Linked DNA regions of Mus musculus: region 1 is linked to region 2. The links are chromatin contacts, found by Hi-C or POLR2A ChIA-PET in ENCODE. All regions are on one chromosome and are shown on one strand. Each heading gives the region's core, a stretch centred on a gene start or an enhancer-like site at or near the end of the contact. The rest is flanking DNA. Distances are from core to core; before and after follow the strand shown. Region 1 has its middle 6.7 kb from the start of Gm40874. Region 2 holds the start of Sypl (synaptophysin-like protein).

The links. A loop is a pair of places that touch in the nucleus more often than their neighbours do. ChIA-PET counts read pairs that join two places held with the same protein, here RNA polymerase II (POLR2A).
Region 1: a loop to region 2 is called in a map of left cerebral cortex, with 2.8 times the contacts of the local background. The contact joins the enhancer-like site here to the promoter of Sypl in region 2. A Hi-C loop is called at or near these places in 3 of 37 maps with a recorded cell type or tissue (all left cerebral cortex). POLR2A ChIA-PET finds 5 or more read pairs at or near these places in 3 of 5 experiments (Patski and embryonic stem cell).

Annotation. Positions count from the first base shown.
Region 1 is chr12:32,987,545-32,991,215 of GRCm38, reverse strand. No RefSeq gene overlaps it. Among named protein-coding and RNA genes, the nearest start is that of Gm40874, 6.7 kb to the left of the region's middle. Within about 2 kb of position 1,333, at least 3 of the 3 ENCODE cell types and tissues checked have a DNase peak (open chromatin) inside an H3K27ac peak, as active enhancers do; they include left cerebral cortex, where a contact is called at or near this core.
Region 2 is chr12:32,951,509-32,955,568 of GRCm38, reverse strand. It overlaps Sypl (synaptophysin-like protein), which reads right to left and starts at 1,383. Exons shown (of 5, transcript NM_198710.3): 1 at 1,210-1,383. The coding sequence starts at 1,278. 4933406C10Rik (RIKEN cDNA 4933406C10 gene) reads left to right here and starts at 1,780. Exons shown (of 6, transcript NR_044986.1): 1 at 1,780-2,064; 2 at 2,198-2,371.

The sequences.
Region 1 (3,671 bases), core at 84-2,583, 36 kb before region 2:
TTCCTCCTACATTGGTGCTTGATATTCACTGCTTTTCAAAAATGTCTCCCATAGACCCATAGCGAGTGGTACTGCTAGGAGCTGTGGGCTTGTTGGAACATGTGTGGCTTTGTTGGAGGAAGTGTATCACAGGGGGTTGAGCTAGGTTTCAGATGCTCAAGCCAGGCCCAGTGTGTCACTACCTGCCTATCTGGATGTAGAAGTCTCAGCTACCTCTCCAGCACCATGTCTGCCCATGCTTCCTGAAATGATGATAATGGACTGAACCTCTGCACTGTAAGCCAGCTCCAGTGAAATGTTTCTTTATACAAGTTGCTGTGGTCATGGCATCTCCTCACAGCGATAGAACACTAAGACAACTGGGGACGAGAAGACTTCTTTGCAAAGTATTTGCCTAAGCCAGTAAGAGAATATTACTTCAATTCCTTGAACCTACATTAAAAAGCCACCTTGGTGATATCCACTTGCAATTCCAGCACCAAGGAGATCCTCTGCTTAGCCACAAAGCCACACATAGCTGCAAGTGACTCCAAGAAGGTACCCAGTGACCATGAGCTCTACCACATCTAGCTGACGTTCTGACACTGAGCTAGGTCATGAGGTTAGTCTTAAATGGGTATCTGCAAGCCTTAAGCCCTCCCATGAAATTACAAAAGCAAGCAACATTATAAAGTGTGGGGGTCGGGAGGGGGGAAGGGAATGGAGGGGAGGGGCTTCCTCAACTCATAGATTAGTCCTATTTCCTGAACTCAAGGTCCTATTCCAGGCCACACCCACTCACCCCCATTACTTAGGACCAAATCATGGGTTACTTCTTCTCAGATACCCATGTTTTCAAAGGGAAATTCTAGCATTTGTTAAAATTTTCATTACCAGTGTTATTCCTTAGCCCTCTATCTATATTTCTTGATGGCGTTTCTTCAGCCTGGAAAACTACAGCACTACATTTAGTGAGTTGCTTCTAGGCACAGTTGGAAGAAGTCACCTGTGTTTATTCAGATGTTTATTCAGGTATGGTTCATTCAGAACATACTCTGTAGTCATCCCTTACCAGTTAGCCCCGAACTCACCCCTGTCTGGCCACACTGACATCTTTGCAGTTCCTGATTTTAAGGCGTGTCAGTTTAGTTAAGCTGAATCACACCGCCTAGAATTCCTGCTGGCTCTTGATCTCTGTTCTTTTTAGACAACAGGGTAAGGAGAGTGGAATGCAGCAATGAAACAGTTGTTAACGGGCTGTGCAGGCCACTGTAGGAAGCCGAGCACTGTAGCAGATCACGTGGGAGGAAACCGGGCGCTGCAGCAGCTCACATGGCTTGCTGCTGATCTGTGTCACTTTCTCTGTTGATGGGGACAGAGCTGCCAGATTGCCTTTACCTTCCCGGCATCCTGAGCGCGGAATGTGGCGCTCTGCAAAGGGCAGCTGTTCTCCTGTGTGACTGAGCGGAGGCACAGAGACTGAGCCAGTTCTAAGGTGTCCATCTAGGTTCTCACGGGCTCCAATTAGACTTCACAGAGTCCTGCTTTTCTCTAGTTTTTAGTTCCCCTGCTTTATATTCCCAGACTGCTGGTCCTGCTGGTCTACCAGGACTTTGGATCTGTTGCTCAAAGCAGAGGCACTCTCCCATTGGTTCCCCACTGTCTTATTTAGCGTTTCATTGTTGTGAAGAGACACCGTGGCTAAGGGAACTCTTATAAAGGAAATATTTAATTGGGGCTGCCTTACAGCTTCAGAGGTTAAGTCCATTATCATCATGGTGGAAAGCATGACAGCAGGCAGGCAGATATGGTGCTGGAAAAGGAGCTGAGTGTTCTACGCATTGATCCAAAGGCAACCGGAAGGAGACTGTCTTATGTAGGCATCGAGGAGGATGGTCTGGATCACACTGGTCAGAGTTGAGCATATATACGGGACCTTAAACTCCCGTTTCCACAGTAACACACTACCTCAAACAAGGCTATATATATATATATATATATATATATATATATATATATATATATATATATATGGCCCCGCCTGCTAATAGTCTCTCTTCCCATGGGGCAAGCATATTCAAGCCACTACATCCACCATGGTTTCAGATCTAATCTTCTAAATAAATGCCATATTCTATAACACTCATATGTCACTTCCTCCTGAATGATCTCTGATGCACATCCTCTCACCTCTGCACCTTTGTCTTGCCTTTCCCTCTGCCAAGATGCTTCCCTTTTATAAGTGCATGACCAAACACCCTTGTCTTCTCTTCAAGTGTTCACTCTTCAAAGACCGCCCAACCAAAATGTCTGAACTCCAAACCACTTGGTTCCAGACACTTTGGATAAGGGATGCTCACTCTCTTCTGGGGGTCCTGTGCAGGCACCTGTGCACAGCATCATATGCAGTGGCTATGAGTTCATGATGGCAGTGACTCTGCCATGTTCAGAAGACACTGTTTTTTTCTGGTCCTCCCTGACTTCCGGCTCTTCAAATCTTTCCACCGGCCTTCAGAGATGGTCCCTGAGCTGGGGAGAGGGGGATGCAGACGCCCCATCTGTGGCTGAGCACTGTGCTGACATTTATTCTCTGTGCTTTGATCGGTTACGAGTTTCTGCATTATCCATTGTCCACCACACAAAGAAACTTCTGTGATGAGGCCTGGGTGTTGAGCTAATCTATGGGTAGAGAGATACAAATTTAGAGCAAAGTATTGATATTATGTTTAGTAAAATAAGAGTAGCAGGTTCACCCTGGGGGTCTTTGAACTCCCCAACCCTGCATCTTTGGAGGCATGAGTTTTCTCCTGTGGATCGGTCCTTAAATCCAGCCAGAAAAGAGTTGCTTAGCTGTATAACATATTCAGCACCACTGCACCCATGGGCTATGTCGTCATGTCTGTCATTGTAGCTAGCTCACAGGGCTCACAGCTGAGTAAGACTGTTAGTGACATTTCCCTCTCAGCAGCTTACATAATGCTGCCTGGTACTATAAAAGTTTGTTAGCAGGGAGGAAGCCTTCAGATCAGCACCAATTTGATTTCTCCATATTCTACAACCAAAGTATTGGTATCTTCAGCAACAGGGGTTGACCATCAAGTTCTGTTGAGCAACCAAGAGCAATGGAAATAGTCTGCATTGTTTTGGGGTCTCCAGGATACCTCTGACCAACAAGTCAAGGATAGGTGTCCCATCCCTAGCACCAGGCTTTTGAATTGGCTCATTCGGTTTGGATGATTTCCTTTGTGGGAAGTATTTATTCTTTTGGAGTTCTTTGTAAGATGTAGAAGTCAGCATCACCAGATGTTTAGTTGGCACAAATTTTCTTCCTCTCTGTAACCTGTTTCATTGCCCTTTTGATTGTTTCCAGTGCCATGCAGAAGGTCTTAACTTTATACAATCTCCTTTGTTAGCTCTTGGGATTATTTCCTATGATGCTGCTTCCCAAATGTCCTGAGCTGGGCGTGGTGGTGCACGACTTTAATCCCAGCACTCGGGAGGCAGAGGCAGTCGGATTTCTGAATTCAAGGCCAGCCTGGTTTACAAAGTGAGTTCCAGGACAGCCAGGGCTCTACAGAGAAACCCTGTCTCGAAGAAGAACAACAGAAGAACAACAACAACACAAAAGTCCTTCCCTCTGCATAGATCTTGAATTGCTTTACCTGTGTTTTCTTCTGGCAGTTATAGCATTT
Region 2 (4,060 bases), core at 134-2,633:
TTGTTGGGTAAATACTCACTACACCATTAACACTCTATAGTCTTACTACAAACTTACTGCCTGTGTAATAAAAGGTTTTCAAACTCAAAGTATTATTTTAAGAAACTTAAAGATAATTTCAGCACACAACAAAATTACTCCTACTTTAAAATATTCAAGAAAAGATATAAGCTGCCTCTTACTTAAGTGAAAATCTAAATTATTAAACTGAATTGTAACATTCAATGAGACTAAATGTAAGGTTCATTCTTAACACACATTTCTTTGATTTCTCCCCTATGACTTTTGGAATTAAAATAACAACCTTCTTCTAAACTTAGGGTTGCACAGAAAGTCACGTGTCTTTTGCCAGTTGCAAGAGCAGCATTTCAGTTTTCACAAAATTGAAGGCATAAAGTGTAAATACAAAAATCAGAGCGAGCAGTCATCAGTCATCGGAGAACTTCAAGCTCTTCGTTAAAACACACGCACGAAACCGGAGAGTTCTTATTTTTCACCCTCAACATGAACTGTGAAGGAATTAAACGTTATCGGCTACGAAACACTACCTGACTGCACACGGGGCAAATAAATGCCAAGTGCTTACATTAACTCTTCAAGTCAGCACCCAACTATAGTGGGCCGCTAAGTTTGAAGGAAAATCGCAGAGCTTGATAAACTAGCTGCACGTGACAAGGTCTAACTTGTAAGTCTCCTTTGATGTTAATGATTGCTTGGCAGGAAAGGGCAGAAAGCTGACTTTCCAAGCAGGATGTTGCTATAAACAATCTCGACGTCCAGGCCAGGCGTTAAATGGGCCGACAATTTAATGCGTCGGGGCAAGGGCTTTGCCTCGGCTTCTCTGACACACACTATTTTTAACAGGAGCCCATACCCGCCGCCAGCGAAGGGCGCAACCCAGGTCTAGCCTCGCCCGCGGAAGCCGCGGGCCTCCGGGCGGTCGGTATCAGTTGGACCGCAGCAGGAAATCCTGTCTTCCTTTGCGGATGGCAGTGGAGCCTGAGAAAAAAAAGCGAGCGAGCTTCCACGCCTCCGCGGCTAGGGGCGGCCGGGAGAAGCCGCCCACACCGGCGACTCGACTCGACGCCGGCCGCCATCTCCGCCCCGCGGCCTTCGAGCGTGGGGGACTCCCTCACGACCGCGTCCCCGCCTCCCGGCAAGGCGCCCCGCGCTGGACCGGGCGAGGTCGGCGTCGCAAGCTGCACTCACCCACTCGAGGATCTTGATGAAGCCGAGCGGCTCCTTGAGCGGGTTGAGGTTGATCTGGAAGGCGGACATCCTCTGAGGGAAAGGAGGGAAGAGAGTCAGGACGCGGGGCGGAGGAGGGGAGCGGCGAGACCGGAGCGACTCCGCGGCGAGAGCGGGAGGCGGAGCCGGCGGGGCTGGGGGCGGGGCCGGAGGGGTGGGGACGAAGGGGCATCGGGGCGGGACGGCCTGGCCTTTAAGGCGGGGCCGGGCGGCCGTTGAGTCCGCGCCCAGGAGACAGAGAGGGCGAGCCGAGACCAGGCCGAGGAGGGACTGGGAAGGGCTGGCTCCTCCCCCGGCCGCACCTGACTCAGCCGGCTGAACCGCTGACGAACCATGTTGGCTTTGGAAGCCATGCGTGTGCCGCGCCCCCTTCCCCAAAGCCTAGCTCTGTCTCTAACGCGCACGCGCGCTCCCTAGGCCCCAGACTCTTTTCCGGCCTTTGCGAGCGCGCGACGGGGGTGGGTGGGGTCGGGGGACAGCTGCGCCTGCGCAGCACGGCCCTCCACCTCGGTGGCGTTCTGGTTGCTATGCCCTTTTGTGGCTGTGACTGCCCGCCCTCACAACGGCCCGTTTTCTTCCCAGTGCTCTGAACTTTTGGGCAAATGTGTCAAGTGTGTACACAGACAAAGCCTCACTTCAAAGCTCGTGTTCAGGGCCCTTAAAGTCATAGTTATTGCAAAACTGCGGCCGTCTGGCGAACCTGCCTTATGTAAGGGTGCTTGAACGTATGATTCACCAAACATTTCCGCAGACATCGCAAAGTTGTTGGAGCCAGAGTAGGAGAAAGACCACCCATTTGAGATCATGGCTTGACAGGTCTCACAGGACAACTCATCTCTCCACCTCTATCCCCGTTTGGCGAGGCCTGTATTTCGTGCCGTTTTTTTTTGGGGGGGGGCGGGGGAGTGGGGGGGGGTCAAGTTAACTCATCTTTCATGATTTGTCTTAGGGAACACTCCCTCCTGCCACCAGAATGGGACCAATCTAGACATCTCTTCTCTGGCTTCCTTGTGCCTGGCCTTTTTTGGAGGGTTGGGATAGTGGCCTGTCTTCATGCATGGTGAGATAACACCAACATCGAAGGAAGATCTTTGCCACAGAGGATCCTAGTTCCAGCTCCCAGGTACTTATTTATATTTCCTAAATGTCAGTGGAGTATTCCATTAGAACTGACCACTACCCATGAACAGTTACTACCAAGCTAACACTTCCTCCTTCCTTCACTCTTATTTCCGTGTATTCCACTCAGCATTTCTCTTTAAGTCTTAAAAAAAAAAAGTTATTTTCTGCTGAGACCTGTTGGATAGGAACCCACAAGTAAATCACTTAGCTGTGCTTCAAAGGAAAAAGTATTCAAAGTAGAATTATACAAAATAGCCAAAAATATATTCAATGTAATTTCAAAATGAAATAGATGCTAACAGGATGGGATAATGCTCATCTTGCAACTTTATAGAGCTGAGAGGTCTGAAACAATTTGTACTCCCATGGTTTGTTCCTGTAGTCCTGTCACCAGGCAGCTGGCTGAGGTTTGCTTGACTGCACAGTTGGATAGGAATTGTGGGAAGGATAGGCAGGGGAAGCAAGTGAGGAGCTGGTCTCTTGTAGCCTTCATTTCTGTCAGGCAGCAGTGAGTGGTGGCTGAATCCCGACAGAAGCAGCAGCAAGTGGCACCCTCTAGTGTTGCAGCCCTCATAACTCAACCTTACAAATGTTCCGGTTTGTAAGTCTAGAACACTGGGGTTCCTCAACCCTTGGCAGCTCTTGGCCCAGGATGAGACCTTTGGCCCTGAAGGCTTAACAGCTATCTGGAGCTCTTGTGGTGCCAGGGCCTGCCCTTGCTCTTCTCTGGCTGATTATAAGGTTTTATCCGTTAGTCTTGGCTCTCTACCTCAGCTGCTAGGACTGTTCACTTCTGCCGCCTTAGACACAGGGTACCTGCTACTTCTGTGTGTGCCATTTTGCCGCCACTGCTTTCCAGTCTCTGCTGCTTTCTGTTCTGTGTCATCTTATCCTGCACTACTAAAAGTAGGCAAGACCACCTAAGAGCAGTTGTGTGTGTGTGTGTGTGTGGGGGGGGGGGGGTAAGGCTGCAATACCAGAGGAGCTTACAACACCAGAGTATCCTGACTCAGCACACTGAGTGAGCCTGAACGTCCTCTGATGTAGCCTAAGGACTATACCTACCAACACTGGACAAGCACAACTGTTTGTTTTAAATAAATTATACCCAACACTCTGAGCTAATCACAGATTTGTCTCTTAACGCTAGACCCCCTGTACTCACTGATAAGTGGATATTAGCCCAGAAACTTAGTATACCCGAGATATAAGATACAATTTGCTAAACACATGAAACTCAAGAAGAATGAAGACTGAAGTGAGGACACTATGCCCCTCCTCAGAATTGGGAACAAAACACCCATGGAAGGAGTTACAGAGACAAAGTTTGGAGCTGAGACGAAAGGATGGACTATCTAGAGACTGCCATATCCAGGGATCCAGCCCATAATCAGCTTCCAAACGCTGACACCATTGCATACACTAGCAAGATTTTATCGAAAGGACCCAGATGTAGCTGTCTCTTGTGAGACTATGCCGGGGCCTAGCAAACACAGAAGTGGATGCTCACAGTCAGCTATTGGATGGATCACAGGGCCCCCAATGGAGGAGCTAGAGAAAGTACCCAAGGCGCTAAAGGGATCTGCAGCCCTATAGGTGGAACAACATTATGAACTAACCAGTACCCCGGAGCTCTTGACTCTAGCTGCATATGTATCAAAAGATGGCCTAGTCGGCCATCACTGGAAAG